2 separate regions of the Homo sapiens genome follow, and region 2 is linked to region 1. The links are chromatin contacts, found by Hi-C or POLR2A ChIA-PET in ENCODE. All regions are on one chromosome and are shown on one strand. The core of a region is the stretch at or near the end of the contact, and the rest is flanking DNA. Distances in the headings are between cores, read along the strand shown.

Region 1 (5,406 bases), core at 1,516-4,015:
ACAACCTATTGTAAGTCAAGGAGCATCTGTATATAGATACTGTCAAATTGCTAAAAACACTCTATCAATTTATGTTCCTGTCAGTATTATCAGCATACACTTTTTTCAAAATTCTCACACAATATTATTCATCTTTAAAATTCTGTCAATACAAAGCTAGAAAAATGACTCAAGTTATTTTAATTGGTTTGTGAGGAGGGCAGAAGAGCAGGTTAAGAGAGACTTTCACTTTGTTTCTTCACATCTAATGGGAGACAAATCTGCATGACCTGGGCTAAAGTGGACTGAGCCAGTCTGAGACAGGGCTGCAAAGCCTTTGGCAGATGTCAGCATTCTTGAAACACAGAGGCTCTTCAAGGCTGTTCCTAGTGAAATTTTAAAATTGTGGTTTAAAAACAAGGATTACTAATTGCATTGATATTAATATAGCCAAGACTTGCTCTTTTTTGATTAATGAATTCAGGGTATATCTTTTCCCCTTTCTTTTACTTTCAATCCACCTGTGTAATTGAAGTTGAAGTGAATTTCTTATAGATAGCCTATTGTTGGAACATGTTTTTATTTTTATCCCCTCTGCAAATTTCTGTCTTTTAATTCGTGTATTTAGACCACTTACATTTAAGGGAATTGTTGATATGTTAGGGCTTATATCTGCCCCACTACTTTGTTTTCTTTTTGTTTCCTCTATTTCCTGTCCCTCTGTCTCTCTTTTTTGTACCTTCCTATGGGTTGATTGAACATGTTTCAGGATTCAATCTTAATTTATTTATTTTATGTTTTTAAGTTGTAAGAGGGAGGATCTAGGAGGAGTGGGGCTTACCATCATGGCTGGAGCTGGAAGTTGTTGAGTAATTATTTTTTATTGTCATAAAATGTACATAACACAAACTTTATCACCTTAGCCATTCTAAAGTGTGCAATCAGTGGCTGTGCAGGGAGAAACTCTCTCAAACTGTGTCTTTACTCTCACACTACAACAATCAACACAGAAGGCTTCTATGACCAAATATGTTGGGGGTTAGGGGGTTGGTTGCCACACTTCAAGCAGTGGACACCAGCCAAATGTCCTCCAATTCGATTCTTACACTATCTACCTAGAGATGGCGTCAGATCCCATGGGTTGGGTCTCAGTCCCCAAGACTGTCTCCTCTACACCAGTTGCAAGTCTGGGCCTCTGAAACTTCTGACCAACTAGCTTGAAGTTGAGATTCCCAGGAATCCCCTCTTTGGGTTTGATTAATTTTCTGGAGCAGCTCACAGAATTCAGGGAAACACTTAAATTTACTTGTTTATTATAAGGAATATTACTAAGAATACAGATGAAGAAACACATAGGGAGAGACATAGGGGAAGGGATGCAGAGTTCCATGCCCTCCCTGGGCTCCACCCTCCAGGAGCCTCCATGTGTTCAGCTATCTAGAAGCTCCCTGAACCCAGTCCTCTTGGATTTTTATGGAAACTTCGTGACATCAGCATTCCTTCCCCCAGGGTATGAGGCGAGGCCCTCATCGGGGAGACTCTTAAGACCCACAATCAGAAAGACAGGGAACATTAGAATCCTGCCTTGGGTCAGGTAAAAGGAATGCAGGAAAGAGATTATTTCCTGAGGCCTGCCCCTGAGACCTAACACACCCAGCATTATAACGAAAGACTGTAACAAGGGATGTGGGAGTTATGAACCAGGAACTAACTGTGAAGGAGAACATCATCGACTGTGCCAAACGAGCTCAGATGTCCAGGAAGGGGCTGACTAAAATGCATTATTTGAATATCATGATGCAGAAGATATATATATCTATATATCTATATAGATAGATGAAAACAAATATGTATATTTTCTATAATGTTCTATAACACAAGAAGTTTCCCAAACATTTATTTACATTGTTTGTTTATTCCCAAATATTTATATTTCCCAAATACGACAGCAGGGAGACTGAGAAATCACAAAGGACAGATGAGAGCGATGTTACTTAATGCCACAGAACAGGACATCATTTAAAGGAGTTACTCAAAGTGTTTCAGTTACTGCCATTAGGAACTCCTAAGCCCCTCGGCAGTGTGGGTGGTACGGGGTAGGTGTTGAGGTTAGCAGCACCCACAGGCTTCTCTTCACGCAGGATATGCTATATAGTGAATCGGTATCAAGACTGGAGGAAGGTAAGGGTTTCCAGAAAACCACCTTCAGGCCATGGTTTGGAGTAGTCTTATTGAAGTTTACAGAATCAAAAGTTACAGATAATTAGGAGGCATTGAAATACAGACCTGTTTTCTTTTTTCTTTCTTTCTTTTTTTTTTTTTTTTTTGAGACGGAGTCTCACTCTGTTACCCAAGCTGGAGTGCAGTGGTGAGATCTCGGCTCACTGCAACCTCTGCCTCCTGGGTTCAAGTGATTCTTCTGCCTCAGCCTCCCAAGTAGCTGGGACTACAGGCGCACCCCACCACACCTGCCTAATTTTTGTATTTTCAGTAGAGATGGGTTTCCACACATTGGCCAGGCTGGTCTCAAACTCCTGACCTCGTGATCTGCCCGCCTTGGACTCCCAAGTACTAGGATTACAGGCATGAGCCACTGTGCCCAGCTGACCCAGTTTCTACGACCAGTTTAGCCACAAAGTAGACATGTAACCAGAGGAAAGTGACTTAACCTCCTAGGGCCTCAGCTTCCCATATTACACACCCCTGGGATGAGAATGATAGGAGGTGTAGCGGGGTTGAGCTGGATAATATAAGGTTCCTTACAGCTCTAGACATTTATGATTTAACATTTTTTATGGATTGCTAATGCTGCTTTTTTTTTTGTTTTAAATGTCAAATTCTTGCATGTATAAGGCCTTGATTCTTTCAGGCCTGGGTTGTGTTGATTTATGGGCATGAGCTAATTCCAGATGACTCATTCTAGAAGTGATTGTGTAAGTATCCTTTACTTAGCTAAACATATGCAACATAAATTCATCTACTATAACATATGTTCTCTCAGAACATGCTACTGGCCAGAGTTATTAGATTTTGTTCACACCATAGATCCTGCTGTATTTTACAGCACTTCAGAATAACAATCATTCTTTTAAAACCCTTCTACACACCTTTGCTGTTTCTGTAAATACACCTGTCCTTTACAAGCATCTGGCTCTTTCTATGCATTCTTCCTCCAGAAATCATAGTATTATAGATTTGGAAAATGCTTGGCCTTCATTTTCCTGTTACAGACTGGTTTAGGTGTCCCTCTTAATTGTTCTTAATGCATTCAGTATATTCATTCATTTCTTAATTCATTAAAAATATGCACCATGCCAGGTGTTGGGGACATTGCAATGAACAAGACAGGCATGGCCCCTGCTCTCATTCAGTCATGTCTAGGGGTAAAGGTAAACCTTGGATAAGTAATAATTGGTGTGCTGACTGTTAAGAAGAACTACAGTGCTATACAAGCTGTATGATCATATTGGGCTTTAACCAATTCCTTGGGAATCAGATTTCTAGATGAAGTGGCATTTAAGTTGAAATCTGAGTAGTGAGTAGGAGTTAGCCAGGCAAAGATGAGGAGGGGGACCACTCCAAGCTGAGAGAACAGCTGAAATGAGAAAGTCCATGCAATATTTTTTTTTTTTTTTTTTTTTTTTACCATAAGAAGATCACACCGGCCAGAATGGAGAGAGGGCTGGGGAGGGTGATTTGACCTGAGTCTAGAGAGGCAGGCACAGATCAGACCAGGATGCTTATGGCAGGCCACGCTAAGGATTTTGGACTTTATCCTTATGGAAGTTGGAAATCATTAAGAGTTTAAAGAGAGATATGATCAAATCTGATATTTTAAATAAAGCTCATTTGGCTGTGATGTGGCAAGTGGGCTGGAGGGCAGGGTGGTGAGAGGAGACACAGGAAGCTCAGTTGGGACATTCCTGCTGTGGTTCAGACGAGAGCTATGTGGGCTTGGACTAGGGCAGTGTGTCTGCTTCAAGGGGAAAGGGTTTGGTGTTTTGTGGAATTTGGGGAATGAGGGAATGTTTCATGAAGCCGAAGGGGAGAGTGTTTTTAAAAGGAGGACATCATCGACTGTGCCAGATGGAGCTGAGATGTCCAGGAAGGGGCTGACTACACTAGAATGCATTATTTGAATATCATGATGTGGAAGATTTTTTGGGGGGGGGGGGCAGACTCTTGCTCTGTCACCCACACTGGAGTGCAGTGGTGTGATCTCAGCTCACTGCAACCTCTACCTCCCGGGTTCAAGTGATTCTCCTGCCTCAGCCTCCCGAGTAGCTGGGACTACAGGTGTGCACCACCACGCCTGGCTAATTTCTTGTATTTTTAGTAGAGATGGGGTTTTGTCATGTTGGCCAGCCTGGTCTCGAACTCCTGGACTCAAGTGATCCGCCCACTTTGGCCTCCCAAAGTGCTGGGATTAGATGTGAGCCACCGCACCCACCCAGAAAGATATTTTTGACCTCAGGAAGAATGCTTTTGGTGGAATGACGAGGGTGAAATCCATAGTGTGTGGCTTAAGGAGTGAATGGAAAGAAGAGGAGGAGAGAGAGGTGGAGAGACTACACCTCTTTCCAGAAGTTTGGCTCTGAAAGTAAAGAGAAAGGGTTAATACTAGATGGTAACAGTAAGTAAAGAAAGAATTGTAGTTTTACAGTTTTTTTGTTTATTTGTTTGTTTGTTTTTTGAGGCAGAGTCTCACTCTGTCGCCAGGCTAGAGTGCAGTGGCATGATCTTGGCTCACTGCAGCCTCTACCTCCCGGGTTCAAGCAATTCTTCTGCCTCAGCCTCCCTAGTAGCTGGGACTATGGGCACGTGCTGCCACGCCTGTCTAATTTTTTTGTATTTTTAGTAGAGACAGGGTTTCACCATGTTGGCCAAGATGGTCTTGATCTTCTGACCTTGTGATCTGCCCACCTTGGCCTCCCAAAGTGCTGGGATTACAGGAGTGAGCCACTGCACCCGGCCAGTTTTACAGTTTTTAAAATGGGAGAAGCTTCCACACATTTAGATGCTAAAGGAAGGAACAGATAGGAAAGATTTAAGAATCAGGAGAGAAAAGAGACAATAGCTTAAGATTCCCGACTATGGGGTAGAGGAGAATGCTTAGAACCAAGGTGGAGGAATTGGTCATTTGTCACATTTGCTGACATTTTACTGACATTTTCTGGCTGGATGTCTGTCTCCTTCACTGGGCTGTAACCTCCTGAAGGTGAAGGCTGAAATTCTATTTGATTTTATATCCCTAGCACTTAGTGTAGGACTTAGCACGATAATGTGCCCTCTGAGTGTTTGGCTGGGCTGACGTGTCACTTGTGGTAGGAAGGTCTCTACAGATGTGTTCCCTTAAGGATATAGACTGAAGGCCTTGAATGCTTAGGAAGCTGGGGATTGACTTGAGGTAGGTAGGGCTTCTTGGAT
Region 2 (5,406 bases), core at 1,312-3,811, 150 kb after region 1:
GTGTTTTCAATCTAAAACAATAACATCCTGCACACAGAAGGGAAAGAGTGAAAGAATATCTTGATCTCTTAAGAAAAGCATATAGTTTAACTTCATGTTTTTAACCCAGCTTTTAACTGAGTAGCCCAGACATCATTATAATTCCCTCAAAGGACAAAAAAATCAATTTTCTTCTATTTCCCCACAGCAGTTACAAAATGAAGATATCTGGTTTTTTTAAGATGAGAAGCATAATCTTCAGGGTAAGGCTACATAGTTTTTTTCCTTCGCCCTCACTCCCAGTGCTGTCTCTATTTCTGTGTCATCTGAGAAGTGATGTGGGGCACGGAGGGTCCCAGCTCAGGGTATGGGACTTGCTTCCTGGTCTTGCCCCTGCTCATCTGTGAGGCATCAGTCAGACCACTCACTCTCTCGGTACAGTCAATACATGAACATTCCTTTGTGTCCAGGCCAGAGTTTGTTCTTGGTTTCCTATCCACCCCTTTTTTCATTACTTCTTCTTCTTTTTTTTTTTTTTTTTTTTTTCTTTTTTGAGACGGAGTCTCGCTCTGTCGTCCAGGTTGGAGTGCAGCGGCGCGATCTCGGCTCACTGCAGCAAGCTCCGCCTCCCGGGTTCACGCCATTCTCCTGCCTTAGCCTCCCAAGTAGCTGGGATGGAGTCTTGCTCTGTCGCCAGGCTGGAGTGCAGTGTCGCGATCTCGGCTCACTGCAACCTCCACCTCCCGAGTTCAAGCCATTCTCTTGCCTCAGCCTCCCGAGTACTTGGGACTACAGATGCGCGCCACCATGCCCGGCTAATTTTTTGTGTTTTTAGTAGAGACGGGGTTTCACCATGTTGGCCAGGATGGTCTCGATCTCTTGAATTCATGATCCACCTGCCTCGGCCTCCCAAATTGCTAGGATTACAGGCGTGAGCCACCATACCCGGCCCTCGTCATTTCTTTGAGGGCACCCTCTCCCAGCACTCTGCTGCCTCCAGTTGTACTGAACAATGGTGCCTTCTCTCAGTCCTAGACAGAGCTCCATTCTCAGGGCCTTTCCTTACCTCATCCCACATCAAATCAGATCCACTATTCCCCATACTTTCCCACCCTGGTGTGGACCAGATGAAGGGCCCTAATGTGTCAACCTGATAAAATTGATTAAAACTTCACATTCTTAGTGGTGGAAGTGATTTCACATGCATTATCTCATTGGAGACTCACAACTACCCTGAGGAGCTAGAAGGATCTGTACTATCCCTGCCCCCCAATTTTTTTCTTATGTGGAAACTGAAGCTCAGAGAGAAAGGAGTAAGACAGTACATCTGTCATTTATTTGGGGTAGTATTAGTATCAGGCATTGTGCCAGCTCCCCTATTGGGCATTATTTCACTTAATCCTCAGTCCAACCCTATGAGGTTGGTAATTGTATCCATTTTGCAAATGAGGAGGCTGAGGCTCAGAGAAGTTAAAGGACTTATTAAAAGTCACAGGCCACAGTGTGGCAGAACAGAGCCAACATTCAGACACATGTGTACAAGTCCAGAGCGGGTTTTCACTGCTGGAACTAGGACTCAAGCTCAAATCAATCAACTCCTAATTTTATGGTTCTTCCAGTGGCCACCCTCTCTATTCAGAAAATGCACCCTACCACCTATCCCCAAATCTCAAAACATGGGCCCGGTTGAAATGCACACAGCTCTGGGAGTCTCCTAGAGGCAGAACAAGGGCTGGCGATGTCTGAGGGCAGCTAAGGAGATATTTGGAAATCTACTGGAAACTGCATCTTCCTGCGCTGTGCTAGATGTCCAGGTATCTGAGAATACAGTGAAGGAAAATTAACCGAATGTTCAAATCTCTACAGAATGCCTAGCTTGAGTCCCTGAATACTTTTTTATGCAGGACGAGGGTGGTAGGGGCCACTCAGAAAGAAATCTGAACACGCAGAACCCTCGGGCTTAGAGCTGTTAGGGGTCATAGGCAGCCAGCTCACTTCCAGCGGACAGTGCCCACTCCCCTTTCTTCTCAGAGCCCAGCCAAGAAGGATGGCTCAGCGGCCCGACTGGAGCACCTCTGCCCTCCTCGGCTCCTGGGCGTGTCTCCGGGGATTCCTGTTCGGTGATGCCCTGACCCACGGAACTTGCCTCTTCCCTCTTGTTCAGTCGGTTTACCAACCTGGGGGCGTCTGCGGATCAAGGTGTTTGAGAGGCTGGGCTGAGGTAGAGAAGAGGGTGGGGCAGGAGCACCTAAGTCGCTCAGGGATTTGGTGACTCACACGAGGGGAGGGGGGCCCTCTTTCTCCCCAGCACTGGGGGCGCCCAAGGCTGTTCCCATGCTTAGCAGAAGATGCCCCTCTCATCCCCCAAGGGGCCTGCTCGGAGTGTGCCACCTGCAGCATGGCCACCACGAGGCCGGTTATGTATTTATTTCCTGGCAGAGCTGAACCCCAAACGCTTTTCCTTCTGTGCCGTGCGTGAAAGAAACAGAAACCGCTGCACAGCATGTCTATGTTTATACCCTGGGCCCTGACCCTCCCACAGAGGCCAGCTCGTAGACTTTTCTTTCGCAGCCTGGGGATGGGTTTGTACTTCACCCTCGAGCGCCTCCCCCTGGGAACCCGCAGAGGGCTGGGTGGCTGTGCAGTCCTGTGTGCTAAGTGCTTTTCTTCGCTTCTCGATGCTTGGGCCGTCTTGTAAGCAAAGCTAGGTGAATCGAATCCACCCCTACGCGATTGTCGTTTGCATTAAGTAAGATAATGCACGTGGAAATATTTTGTGAGCTATGCAGTATCACCTAAATTATTTTTTATTATTATTTTAAAAATAGAATGCATCAGCAAGTTCTTAATGAGCTTGCTTTTTTGTTTTAATATTTGGAAATTGGAACAGCTACTTATAGGAGACTTGTAGATCCCAGAATGTGCCGTTTGCCTGAGTGGTTTCTTTTGGCCTTGCTGTGTCAGGACTTGTGAGGCTTGTGAGGTGATGTCAGCAAATCAGCACAGACTCACACCTGAGGAGCCCGGGAGTGGTCTAGGGCCTGTGGAGCATGGCAGAGTGGCCTCTTCTCAGCCTCCTCTCCACTGGAGGGCACTTGAGTTATTATTTATTTCCCCCAGGCCTCAGCCTCTTAGCTCCTGCCAACTTCCTTTCAGAGGCATTCCTGCCATATGTCCCAAGATTTTCCTCTGTTTACCTCCTTTAAAGTTGTCATGGTCTTGAATTTTAGACCACCGTAATCTCCGTTTGACAATGAATGGTCATAAATTCAAAGAAATTGCAGGACTCTTATTCTGAAATTCATATAAATGATTTCTTTATAAGTACACATAAAACTCTTTTCTCTTAAAATATACAGAAAAAGAAAAATGTACAGCTGCTCAGGGTAACAAAGTATTGCCTTCTAGAAATTCTCAGGCTTCTTGTCTTTAAGGATAAACAGGAAGCATTTCTAATTAGTGTCTTGGTTGTTTGCATATTGAGCTTCCAAAATGCTTTAGAAGGTTCATCTTTTCAATCCGCCCTTCGCAGTCCTTTATTTTTCATTTGCTAAGCAGAGGTAAACTTAAAACCATCTCTATGTGACTTATCATAAATCCCAATCAGTGAGACCTCAAATAATGAACTTGGCTCTCATTTATACACGTGACAAAAGGTATACCTATATAAATATCTAATAAAAACTACCTAACAGCTAAATACAACAAAGAGAAGCAATTTTCCTCTCTTTTTCACCCAATGGCTCTAATTAATCATGCAGTACAGAAAAATAAGAAACCTTTTATGTAGCTTTTAGTGGTTTTGTTCATTCTAGTTTCCACCTGTGAGTAGCATTCATTTATAAACCTGTCTTGCTGAGCACAGTGCTTTCAAAAATGACTTGCTTGTGACTCAGAAACAAAAAAAAAAAACAACAATCTTTGTAACTTTTAATCTCATGCAATTTCTTCAGTTTCTTTTGTTGGTGAATACACGTACAATTTGGTTTTGAAATACCATGTATCAAAGCACAAACAAATCATCCCTTGGAGTCGTGAAGAAGCTCATCAATGTATCACAGTCTTCCAGTCAAGCCCATAATTCAGTCTCCTACAGCTCTGATTCTTGACCTCTAAGAAAACCCACCCTCTTACTCTTCCTGAACAATTGCTCACTAGAGCACTAAGTGAAGGGAAAGATTGCTCCTTAAAGTGAAAAAACAATGTTTTCCAAAGTTGTGTTGAATATGCATAGTCATCATATCACAGGAAGTTTTTCTTTTAAACCTTATGTGCATTTTCTTTAATTTGTATGGTTTTCTCAAGTTCAACATTCAGTTTTCGTTTTAATCAGTTATATTCTAAAAACAATTAAATTTTTTTCTCCTTAGAAATTCACTTTAAATTAAAAAGAACTTTTGTTTTTCTCTTTTTAAGGCACAAATAGTGCTGGGAGGGGGTGAGGGTAAACTTCTTTATCTGTCACTGTCATTTTTTTTTAAAGGTCCTATTGCTTTTACACTTCTAACCCTAAAAAAGCCTCGTCACGCACCCAGCATTCCCCTAGCTCTGGGCTTCCAGAGCACTGTTATTCAACAGAGAGTTTCTATAGAAATCCAAAGTACTATCTCCAAATAGCAGAAACCGTAACACCACAGACACTTATTAGAATTTGTGTGGAAGAATCCTAAAGCTAAATAAATAGAAGCTTCTAAATTACCTTTTTCCCCCCTTGACTATATCTTAGATCAAATTTTTAGAACTCCCACCACCCACATGTACACCAGGACCTGTGGGTGGGAGCAGGCGTGAGACAGAGAGGGCTTCCTGTTACCATTAAATGAATAAAGAGACCGCTACATATCAAACTCTGTCCTCTCTTTTTTTCTTGACTCTTCTTCCCTCCATTTAGTGTGAATATTTGAAGTTAAACTGGGCATGGCCCCACATGTCTGATTACTCACCCATCGACATCCAACCTGAAGTCACAAATTTGGCTTCAGAGAATGTTGTGGAGCTGAAAGGATGGCAACTTCAATTTTCAATAAATAACTAGAAACAGAGAAAATAGCTTTCCAAGTCATCAAAGAAAACCCATGGTGAGAAGGATATTAATGGATTAAAACAGGCATAAAGAGGAAACTGAAGGCAAAGCATTGGCAAAATCTAGAAATGATTATCAGCTTCAGCTAAGTCCGATACTCACCAGCTCCAAGGACAGAGTAGGGAAGCATCAGTTACAAGTTAGGAGAAACAGCACTGCAGTATTGTCGGGGAGCAAGGTGAGGGCTTTCCTTCCTCTTTGAGGGTCAGTTGTCAGTCTGGGGCCACACTGCTTCCAGAAGGGCACAGAACTGGAAACCTTTAACAATGGTTAAAAAATCTGACTGCTCTTGTTCTGTCGCCTGCCACTGCTGCCTGAGCCCGAGTGGTTCACTGCACCCTGAA

What was found. A loop is a pair of places that touch in the nucleus more often than their neighbours do. ChIA-PET counts read pairs that join two places held with the same protein, here RNA polymerase II (POLR2A). Pooled maps may share reads with other maps.
Region 2: a loop to region 1 is called in a map of naive thymus-derived CD4-positive, alpha-beta T cell, with 4 times the contacts of the local background. The contact joins two enhancer-like sites. A Hi-C loop is called at or near these places in 1 of 168 maps with a recorded cell type or tissue (naive thymus-derived CD4-positive, alpha-beta T cell), 4 of 37 single-sample maps with no recorded cell type and 8 of 50 pooled maps. POLR2A ChIA-PET finds 5 or more read pairs at or near these places in 4 of 52 experiments (GM12878, H1, WTC11 and 1 more).

The regions. Positions count from the first base shown.
Region 1 is chr6:25,171,555-25,176,960 of GRCh38, reverse strand. No RefSeq gene overlaps it. Among named protein-coding and RNA genes, the nearest start is that of CARMIL1, 110 kb to the left of the region's middle. RefSeq lists an enhancer at 1,728-2,228. Within about 2 kb of position 2,765, at least 13 of the 41 ENCODE cell types and tissues checked have a DNase peak (open chromatin) inside an H3K27ac peak, as active enhancers do.
Region 2 is chr6:25,024,531-25,029,936 of GRCh38, reverse strand. All of the region lies in intron 1 of LOC102724765 (a long non-coding RNA gene), which reads left to right. It also overlaps a transcript of RIPOR2 not described here and the pseudogene ASS1P1. Among named protein-coding and RNA genes, the nearest start is that of RIPOR2, 91 kb to the right of the region's middle. RefSeq lists an enhancer at 2,246-2,485. Within about 2 kb of position 2,561, at least 9 of the 41 ENCODE cell types and tissues checked have a DNase peak (open chromatin) inside an H3K27ac peak, as active enhancers do.